Regions from separate parts of the Homo sapiens genome. Here region 2 is linked to region 1. The links are chromatin contacts, found by Hi-C or POLR2A ChIA-PET in ENCODE. All regions are on one chromosome and are shown on one strand. The core of a region is the stretch at or near the end of the contact, and the rest is flanking DNA. Distances in the headings are between cores, read along the strand shown.

What was found. A loop is a pair of places that touch in the nucleus more often than their neighbours do. ChIA-PET counts read pairs that join two places held with the same protein, here RNA polymerase II (POLR2A).
Region 2: a loop to region 1 is called in a map of K562, with 2.4 times the contacts of the local background. The contact joins the promoter of SOX6 here to the enhancer-like site in region 1. A Hi-C loop is called at or near these places in 1 of 168 maps with a recorded cell type or tissue (K562). POLR2A ChIA-PET finds 5 or more read pairs at or near these places in 1 of 52 experiments (MCF 10A).

The regions. Positions count from the first base shown.
Region 1 is chr11:15,963,420-15,968,891 of GRCh38, reverse strand. It overlaps SOX6 (SRY-box transcription factor 6), which reads left to right. Exons shown (of 16, transcript NM_001367873.1): 16 at 1-2,443. Among named protein-coding and RNA genes, the nearest start is that of MIR6073, 3.5 kb to the left of the region's middle. RefSeq lists an enhancer at 2,886-3,035. Within about 2 kb of position 3,176, at least 4 of the 41 ENCODE cell types and tissues checked have a DNase peak (open chromatin) inside an H3K27ac peak, as active enhancers do.
Region 2 is chr11:16,353,978-16,359,449 of GRCh38, reverse strand. SOX6 (SRY-box transcription factor 6) reads left to right here and starts at 2,904. Exons shown (of 16, transcript NM_001367873.1): 1 at 2,904-3,356. RefSeq lists an enhancer at 1,906-3,219.

The DNA.
Region 1 (5,472 bases), core at 1,927-4,426:
TGTACCCAGCTCAGCCTTTTAGAAGCACCTCGGTTTGCTTCATTAGGTATTTGATACTCTCCAGCCTTGTCCTCAGGCCTGATTTGATTTGCCAGGGTCCTGACACCAAAGCCCAGGCCAAGTTCTAAATTCAGGTGTGGGCTCACAGTGCTATTGAGCTTGTCGAATTCTGGCCTCCCCTGAACATTAGCCCCACGGGAGCCTGAGGGTGTTTGAAAAGGGCGTGATCACTCTAGGGCTGAAATTAAAGGCTGCTTTCTTTTCCTTCTGAAGCCAGGCTGCTTCTTCGGAGTACACCCTCCTGAGCCAGGAGCACAAGCACTAGCAGAAAGCAGGGATTGTTTCAGGAAAGCCCATTTACCCTCAGTAGGAAGGCAGCCTGGTCACTTGAACAGCACAGCTGAGGCTGCTTCTCTCAATTTACTCATTTTGCAAAGAATTGACCTCTACCAACTCATTAGGGAGAGGAAAAAGAATCACTTAGTAATTTTAAATCATATGAGAAGTCCTGTACCAAGTGCCAACAACTGCAAAGAAATGCAGCTAGAGGAATGTATTGAAATTACTACTGGGTCTTCCTTTTTAATGAGAAAATGACAAAAATGGTTGCTGTAGCCCTGCCTGATTTTGTACACGTTTGTCTAAGAATTGAGTTGGCACTTAAGCTCACTTCTCAAAGTATAATAATATTGTATGACCTCATTTGTCCTTTCACAAAAGCACTTGCATCATTTCCTTAAGTCATCTGCTCCCTGACATGTTTTCTTCCCTAATAAACAACTTCTGTCTGTTATTCCTGCCAATGATGTTCTGTTTCTGATGCCATATCCTATTGAGCGTGCCCCTGTACTAATATCATTGAAAATATTGATATGCAAACACATTTCCTTTTCATCCCCATTCTATCTTTCCCTTTGGGGACAGATTGCTTTCCAAAAGCTCATGAACAAATATTTGGAATGCTGGTACCTTTGGGGCAGAGGTAAGGGTGGGCGGGGTGGGGGCAGAAAGGTAATGCTTAATGCAGATAACTCTTCTAATCAGTGTCCATGGCAATATGAACGCTTGAAGAAAACTCAGTGACATATCTTGCTCAGTAGTTTCTTATTCCTGAAGAACCACAAGCATAAAGTGAGGCCTCAGTGCTGGTGCTCTTGGAGTATGGGGAATGTGCAAATATTTAACTGTTTTGTATGCTGCACATTGCAGGTCTGCTCATGTGCATTCTCCCTTTGTCTTCCTTTGTCATATGTGTTTTTGCTTTTTTGAAAGTGCAGTCTTTATTGTACCCTCCTCCAGCTTGTAGCAAATTAGAATGCTTAGCATTTATGTTCATTCATTATTGTATTTGCCATGTAAAATTTTTATTACCTTAGACAAGCTTATAAGCTGTTACTACATAACTTATCTTACTGTAACTCTTTTATTTCCCCCGACGTTGTAATTTGTTTGTGATGTATATTGTGAAATTGTATTCTATGTTAATTTAATCAGCACAATTCACTGACATGCTGGACTGACATGCTGGCTGCTGTTTCAAAGTGTAAAGTTTGTGTAGGGCTGTTGGGACAACTGCAACTCTGTTGTCAAGGTACTGTGCTTTGGTTCCTATAGCAACACTGGGTGTGGCCCTTGAATTGCTAAGGGCATTTAATACATCCTGGAGCAAATTTTAACTGCAGATTTTCTTTGTAGAAATTCTATGTATAATGCAGGTACCTACTTGGCCCATGGCTGGTAACTATTTGGGCAATTAGAAAAAAAGAAAAAAACATAAAAACTAGTGTCTATTGCTGCTTTGAATATGTTTGAAAGTCTGAAAATGTAAATAGTTTATCAAAAAAAAATCTTGTACAGTCCAGTGTAAAGTTTTTAAATGACCTTAAGGGTTGCCATCACATCTTTCTCACACTCTCCTCTTGATAATAATAATAATAAAAAGTTTGCTAAGGATTAAAGAAATGGGAAAAATAAAAAAAATCTCTTCAAATTTACAGGAATGAATCATTGTTCTTAGCTTTGTTGCATACACAAACTTCTTGGATTTTGTTGTGCAGTATTGACGTGAGATAAAGCTCAACATTGAATAATCTTTCAGTGGTACTTTTCAAAGTCTTCCCCTCCTCTGCCTCATAATTAAGGGAAAAGACAAAATTGAAAGACACACTGTCTTTATCTATCCTGGTGTATGTTGGCACCTTAGCTACTTTTTTTTTTTCCTTTTTGCACAAGGTGCTTTCCTGATATGTTCAACATGCCATCTTTGGGTGATAATGTATATGCCGTGATGGGGCTCAGGCCCCTTAGGGGAGTGTCTATAAGAACTGCCTATTTATGCTCATTTACCTCAAGACTGTCCTCTCTACCCTAATCTAGTTGTCATCACTCCATCTTTTGTACTGCTGTTGACACTTACAAATTAAAGATAAATTTTGTTTTATGACCTCTGTGTATGGCCTTGTCTGTGCCCTGCAAACTGTCCCCACCATGGGGCCCCAGCCAGCCCTGAATGTGCCACCCTCTTGCTGCTGGAGCCTGCAGAGCTCTCCTGCCCTCTGCCATTGCTTCTGCCTGGCCCAAGGGTAGGTCTCTGAAAGACATGGAACCCCTTAGCCTGGAAAGACTTGCCTGCTCTTTTCGTTGTGGAGCACACCTGGCTGCAGCAGGAAATACTTGTGGATTTAGAAGGGAGGAACGGGATACAAGGTGGATTTTTGTCAAGAGAAGATAAGAGAGCATGGCATTGCCTCTTTACCTGACTTCTTCGTGTCAGTGAAACAGCTTAGAGCCTTTTGGAGTATGAACAACTCTCAAGGGCCAGCCTCTCATCTGACGCCACCTTCTACGAGCCTAGCAGCCAAGAGTGGAAAATGCTGCACTTATGGAACCTTTCCCTCCACTGTGGTTGGCAGTAGTTGGCTGATTACTCAGTACCTTCTGCCTCAGAGAAGAAAGAGCCCATCTTTTTGTCCAGCAATGAGTTGCATCCAGAGTGAAACTCGGTTCCCAGTGATATCAGCTTCTAAAATGTTGCCAAAGCTATTTCATTGTGCTGAGTCTGAGTGGGGACGGAAGGTGGGTAGTGGGGTGAAGTGAGCAGGGCCCTTAAGGGAGACTTGCCACACCAGCCAAGCCAGTCCTGTGAGTCTAGAGATGAGTAACCAACACCTAGAGAGTGAAACAAAAGTGTTCAAGAGAGAGGAGAGGCCCAGCCACTCCTTTTGATATTTCCTATTAAAAAATGCCTCAGGAAAAATAAATCCAAGAATATGTGGGACTGACTTTATTCCAGTCACATTGCAAGTTAGACGCAGGCTCCTGTAAGTTCTGAAAATCTAGCATTCCGGGACCTCCCTCTTGCCCCATGGCTTTTTAAAAGCCCAGGTAAGTACAGGACATTGGAAAGAACAGGGACTTTGGAGTCACACCAGCCTGGCTCTGCCACCTGCCAGCTGCGTGACCTTCCCTGAATAACACCTCTGAGCCACAATCCTCTCTATAAAATGGGGTAACAATTCTTACCTGTCAGGGTGCTGGGAGAATGAAAAGAAACAGCAGGGGTAAGACATCCAGGAGTGGATGGCACACAGAGGGCATGAATGCCCACTGCCTCCTCTGACCAGAAAATGCCTAAGCTAGGGAGGTTGGCTGGTGTTACCACTGAGTAAAGTGAAGGAGGTGCCTGAGGCCTTCTCTCAGAGCCTGGTCGCATACATACCTCAGGGCCCTCCCTCTAAGCTAGTCTCCAAGCCACAGGTTTTCTCACTCCCAGCTCATCCTTGCCATTGCTGCAGGTCTTCTTTCTAAGCCTGTCCCCTCTCATCCTTCTCTAAAACCTTCTGGCTTTCTGCTGCTGACTAGATAAAGTCCCAACTTCCTGCCCTGTCAGCCAAGCCTCCACAGACCTGCCAGCCCCATGTTCCACCGTGACCCCACACACCTTCCATGCTCTCTGCTGCTCTCACACCCCCAGCCTGTCCACCACTCTGGGGCTTTTACTTCTCCTTTAGCCTGGAAGGAATCTGTCCCCTTCTCTGTTTGGGAAATTCGCAGTTATCTTTCAGAAGCCACCCAATATCACCACTTCCTGAGACCTTCTTGGCCCCCTGGTTTCAAGCTCTCCCTACGGAGAAAGCAAAGAGCTCTTTGAAAGAATCTCACGATGAGCACATTGTAATGATTTGTCTCTGTGTCTGTCTTCCCTGCTAGACGACAAACTGCTGAAACCAAAAACTGTACCTTGGCCTGCCCTGCCCCCAACACAGTGCTTGGCACATAGTAAGTGCTCTACACTTGTTTGTGGAAGGAATGTATGAGGGATTGCAACTTGGTCTCCCTGTGTGTTTTAGATGCCTGTGAATATCGGGGTCTCAGGTGGTGAGGCTGAGGGATCTTGTAGGTGTACCTTGGTATTACTTACTTCATTTGGAGAACGTTATTAGTTAAAAACATCTCTATTCATATTGGGAGAGCCATTTTTCAAGTTGGCATGACAAGCACAAGGCACTGAGAGTCTCTATGCTTTTAGGATGACTCACTGCAGAATGCCTGAGCCTCTGAACCCAGAGCCACGGCTCTATTCTTCCTCCTAGGCATCCTGGCTGAAGTATGAAAAGGACAGACTAGGAAGGGGAAGTGTTTATCAGTTTTCCTTACCTTTTACCTTGACATCCCAGATACGCAAGATTACCCTACAGTCTGCTCAGAGACAAGGGGTTCTTGGAGGCTTGACCTCTGGGCCTCCATCATGGAAAGGGAAGGAGACCAGCTGCCTCTGCCTGCTGTGGAGAGCCAGGGCAGTGATCCCACGAGGCTGCAATGTGGACAGCTGTTCACTTAGTGTCCGTTCCTTCCTCTTTGGTCCAGGTAATGACTCCTTCTCTCAGTAGTGCTCTAGAGCCTTGCTGGCTCAAAGTATGGCTCACAGATCAGCAGTTACAGCATCACCTAAGGCATATTAAAGTATGGGCTAATGTGGCATGGGCTATACTGAGTAGAAAGCTCCTAGCAGTTGAGACTCCATGAACTGTCATCTACGTCCTCTAAGTCAATGACACATCATATGTGAGATAGGATTTTCCTCATTTGAATTGTGAAGGCCCAGAGATAGGACATGACCCACCCAAAGTCACACACAGATTAAATGTCAGTGTGGTAACATGCACTTGTGTTTTCTAATTCTAAACACAGGTGAACGTGTTGCATATGACCTCACAATAGTCTGTGGAAATTGCTCATCACTGGAACAGCCCTGGATCTAGAGCTCAGTTATCACCAGGTGTCCTGGACTGTGTCACACTATGGGAGCACCAAGGCATCTAGGGGCAGTGGCCTCTGGCATCTCTGACTGTCATCCTCTACCCTGGCTGTGCCCAGTGCCTGGCCCACAAGAGACCCTGGATCAATAGGGTGGCTCTCTGGAGAGCTTGTTCAGAGCCCCCGCTGTTAGCTAGCCACCCAGTAATTTTTCCA
Region 2 (5,472 bases), core at 1,655-4,154, 390 kb before region 1:
CTACTACTCCCTATGTTAATCCAATGATTTCCTATTTCCCAGAGGATAAAACCCAAACTATTTTGAATTGCATTTGAAATCCTTTCCAATCTGTTGTCATTCTGTCCTACTAGATATTTTTCCTGCTACTTCCCACCATGCACTCCATAGTTCAGTCACTTCAAAGTTCTTCCTCTTCTTGGAATGTAACCATATTCTTTTATAAGTCTCAGCCCTTGCACATCTTGGAATGTCCTTTTTTTTTTTAGTTCCACCAGACAAACTTCTCGTTCTGAGGACCCGGTTAAGTGAGTCTTCTGTAATGTCTCTGATCCCTCCAAAATGAGGTATTTGTTCCTTCTTCTGGGCTCCTACAATATATCTCTCTAGTACCTGGTTTCTTATCCTATCACTTTTCAATGGTTTATTTTCCATTTATATTTCTTGCTAGACTGTGGACTATGGGAAGTTGCTGTCTTATTTATATGCCTCTGTATGTCTGTCTGGCAGTCAGTATGGTACTTGACACAGTGCAGGTAGTCAGTAAATATTTGTAGGCTAAATAAAAGAGGTAGTAGACACAGAACTGGCAACTTCTCTGGTTCACAAGCCAATTTTAGTATTTCTCCTATTAGGATTGCCTTAGAGTCATAGGCTAATAAAATTTCAGTGTTAGAAACATACCTCATTTTACAGATAAAGAATTGAGGCCAGAGAAAAGGGATTTTCTTTTCTTTCTCTTTCAGGTCAAACCATGATTCTGTTTCCTTCAGAACACTGTGGCAAAATATCTACTACTTGAAAGGAAGCTTATTGAGAAAAATCCTGCTAATTTCTTTCCCTCTTATGGCCTGTCTTCCAGATAATTTCTCCAAACACTTCTTATTTAGGTGTTCTTTCTAGACCAGTAATTGGGGCATAAGTTGATGCTCTGCCACATGAATCGATGTGCATATATGTATATTTTAGTCATGTTGTGTTCTGTTCAGCTGCTAGATGTTCAAACCAACTGGGTTTCCCCTTAGTTACCCTGTTTGTTTGCTGTAACACTTTCCTGTTGGTAGAACTATTTGTTCTTTCATAATAAAATTGAGAATTTTCTTGTAAAATATATTTTTAAGGTAAAACAATGTAATGATTTGTCCTGGCATTCTATAATTTTGAAAGTCGTTGATGGCAGGAGAATGGCAGAGTGGAAGGATGTCTCCTAGTTATAGTTTTATTAGTAATGTGCTGATGTTTAATGGTTTATCAGGACTGAATTTATTTGAAAAGAAAACCATCTAATGTGGTCAGAGTCATCTTTTGTTCACTATGGCTCTGGCCCTTTTTGGGGAGTAAATCAGCTTTTTATGTATACATTCTGCATGGGAGCTGTAATAAGTGAGCACATGTTGCAAATGCTGTGACCTTCAGTCAACTAGAGAAAGATACCTCTTCTAATCAAAGGCAAAAGCCACGATCTTTCTTGTTGTAACTTACTGTTGACACAAGAAAGGCCAGAGAGATTGACATCAATCTCTATAGAAACCATTAACCAATGCTGAATAAATCTGCAGCATTGAATCCATATGCATGCTTGCTTTTATTATTCTTGACCTATGGGCACACTTCAGCATTTTGTGGGCTTTGTTTTAAAAGGAATGTTTAAAATGTAGCTAGTTATTATGGGATTTCGTTGGTGAAATAAATTGTTTGGGTAGTCTAAATAAAAGAATCCGTATTATTTTGCATCTACTAAGCATTATTTGTTTAGGTGTGGCTTGGTTTGATTCCAGATTAACACACAGCGAAGGCTGTCACTTTAGCTGGGTGTAGCAAAAACCAAGTAGTTTTATACATGTTTTCCAAATGATGTGCAAGCAATGTGTCATTTGATTCTAATTGTGACTTTATTGGCTTGTGGTCCCTCTTTTTTATTCTTTAAAGCATTAACAATGACTGTGTTGGCTGAAAAGACATACGTCTTTAAGAATTCCATGGATGCCCAAAACTCAGTTGGTTATAAGTACTAACAATTGCCGACCGTACGCATAGCAGAAATAGGCTCTGTAAATCAGAGCTTCAGTGCTCTGGGCCCCTCTTCCTTAATTCTCCCGCACAGAAATCGTATTTCTAGTTGAGGAGGGTGAGAAAACAAAAATGCTTTTCATTTCATTCTGTGCTGTACATTTTCCAGTCTGGGTGACTAAAGCTGGCCAGGGTGCCTATTTTTGGAAAGAGGAATTAAGATACTTTGGAGAAAGTAGTGCACTGTGTGCTGACATTCCAGATGGCCAAACTATAGTAGTACCAAGCCCAAGTTTTTGAGCCTTTCGTGCCAATGATGACCTCATGAGGTCCAGCCTGGAGAAATAGAGACATAGTTCTCCAACAATGATGAAGAATGGCTTCTTCCTTTCATATTTCTATTGAGTGATCTCCAGTGTCCTCCTCTTTTCCTGTCTCTGACAAAATTAGCCTTTTATAATTAACAATTGTTAGTTTTTTGGCTTGTCTTTCAGACTTCTCTTAGAGTCCCTTTCACCCCATCTACTTATTGTATCCTCTCTACCAAACAGAAAAACTTGTGATATTTTTCTCTTTGGCATTCCTGTCTTTTCCTAGCAGGCTTTTTTAATGGGGACTGTGGGAGATTTTACACTTGATTTGTTGAATCTGAACTCTTTGCTGTAAACTCTCACCACACAGAAGAAACTATCTTTATAAATGACAGAATGGACCTGGCCTGAATGGCGCTTTGTTTACTGTTTTCCTAAAAGGGGCCCCTCTATATTTCATCTGTCAAAGTTGCTTTTCTTTCTTTCAACAATGCTTGATTGTTTTCACAAAAATTCAGGTTCCATAGACAGGAGAATTCTGTATTATATTTTCCTGCCAAATTCCGATCTCTGTTTTCCTTCCCCTGTGCTCACAAAGGGCTCATAACTTACTGTCAACTGTGAGGCAAACCACAAAGCTCCACTGTTGCTCAGCAAATAGGCTCTATTGGATGATGGCTTGACTAGCTTGTAAAGTTTGCTTAACTGTAGCAGCAGTGGCAGAAGGTATGTGGGGTACTGTATCTCCCAACAGGCCAAGAGATTTCACTTCTTTCATTTACTTTTATGTTTTTAACTCCTTTAATTGTTGAACAAAGTTAACAGTGTTTTGTTTAGCAAATTAGATGTTGCTTAAAGTTATGGCTACAATTGGTAGCCTGAGACTTGGCAGAGATTAATTAGCTGTGGGGTTGGGTTTTTTTTTTTTTTGGTTGGCAGTCAGAGGTTTCTTGTGATTTGGGAAGGTGTCAAAGGTGTTATGCCCTCAAGTTCTGAAGTTCTGGCTGATGTGGTAAGAGAAAGCCGGATTGAAGAGTGGAAGAGCAGCCACTTCATGTGAGTGATTTGTGCTTCCTTTAGCTGTCACAGGTCTTGGCTGTATTACTTTACCTTTTAATTTTTCTAACTTCAAAGCCTACCTGATTGGGTGGGATGATGGCTTGTTAAGAAAAGCTTATGTTATGGTAATAAGGTAATAACTTGAAAAGCATTTTTGCATGACATTTGTAATCTTGCTAGGGAATTGCAACAGACTATTTAAAAACAGATTTGGTTTTCCTGAGGGTTGAATATGCATACCTTTATTTGTAGCATCTCGTAGATTTTTAACATGTGATTATTTTTTCTGTATAATCTAAGGTCCTGAGTACTATTATCTATGAGGAATCATAGATTCCCTACATGAATCTTTTCAATAAAATCAATCTTTCCAATATACACGGCTAGTTTCTAATATATGCTGCATCTGATAAGGTATTTTATGCACTATGGTAAAAGATGTTTTTACTAATGAAAATATTTAATCATAATAAACATTTCAAAGAAACACAACTGACAAGCAGACCACTGGGTAATTGCTGATGTGTTTTTAGTAAAAACTTAAAATTATTAATGTTCATAAGCTGCTATAACTAAGCAAGACTGGTATTACATTGAGATTTATAGTATTTAATGCTATAACTATGTATTGAAAGTATTATTTATATAAAACTATAGTAAATTAAATTGATGATTGGCAAGTGCATTAAAAATAGTGCTTTATCAATGCTTTTCAATTTACTCCTTTTTATTCTGCGATACATTTCTTTTGAATTTTTCTGAGTAACACACACCTTGAATTTGTTTTCCATCATGCCTGTCAAAGTTCAAAATATTAATTTGTTTCTTTCCTTATCCAGCTTTCCTAGATACCTTATTGTTTGTGAGTTTGGTCTTTAGGCAAGTTTATCTTGATGATGGAACTTTCAGCTTCAAATTGTGGAAATAGTGATCTCAAACTACACATGGAATAGTGTGTCATTGTTCTAAGCTGTGGTACAGTTAATAATACCTATTTTGTGATAATGAATTGACCAGAATACCAAACAGTTAGTCTAGCAAATCTATGACTCCTCAAGTTGATTTTCTAAAGTGAATTGTGAGAGGAGAATTTTAAGGTAAGCTGCTTTCAATCAGCTCATGAGAATGTGCTGGGGTTCTTTAGCACACTAGTAGCAACTTGATTTTAGACCTGATTTAGAAATAAAAAAAAATTGTGTGAAACAAGTAACATTTTGGAACATTTAGTGTTGGGCCAGGGGACAAGAAAATAATCAGGCTTTGAAAGGTATTCATGTATTTCATAGGATAGGGTAGCTCAGACTTTTTATTTATTGTCAAGTTAATTTAAGCTCTGGTAGCAATTTTAGTATACTGCAAGGCTGCTTCTGTTTAAAAATTAATTCTGAGCAAATGGGTTACAGTCTCCAAATACTTGGACCGTTTTAGTTGAAAATCAAGGAAAGAGGTTAATAATAGGTGGTTTGAATAGGCACCTACAGCTCAGGACTCTATTGTCCTTAGGAATACAGTTATCAGCAGCAGATGCTGTAGGCTTTGGTCTTCCCTGTGTAAAAAGTGATTCCCTCCTGTCCATACCCCTTTTGAGAAACAGTAACAATATATTTTTACCCTGTGCTTTTTATTTTCTTGGCATGGTTCTTGTCATTAGTTCACTCAGCACTGGGTCACGAGTATATTGGGACTGGAAAACTTATATTCCGTGGAATTTTTATTTATTGTGATGTGTAAAAATTCAGAATCTTTTTCTTTAAGGATTTTTATTTGTTTTTGTTTGAGTCAAACCATTTTTCTGTCAAGTTTTCTTTAAAGAAAGTTAGCATTTGTTTCATAACTACCAAATACCAGGTATTTGCACATATATCAAATTAATCTCTTCACAACAACTTTTCAAGGAAGATGTGTTGTCCCTAATTTTATAGATGGGTACATAGAGACTCAGAGAGTTAAGTAACTTCTGAAGTTCACAGACATAGTAAATGAGATTTAAGTCTTTCCTCTAAACCTTTCCATTATACTGTACTTTTCCTTCTGGCAATAGATCCTGGTAAGACTGGTAGCAAGCAGTTTTCCAGTTCTAGGCACCATGGATGCAAATAAAGTATTACTTTTG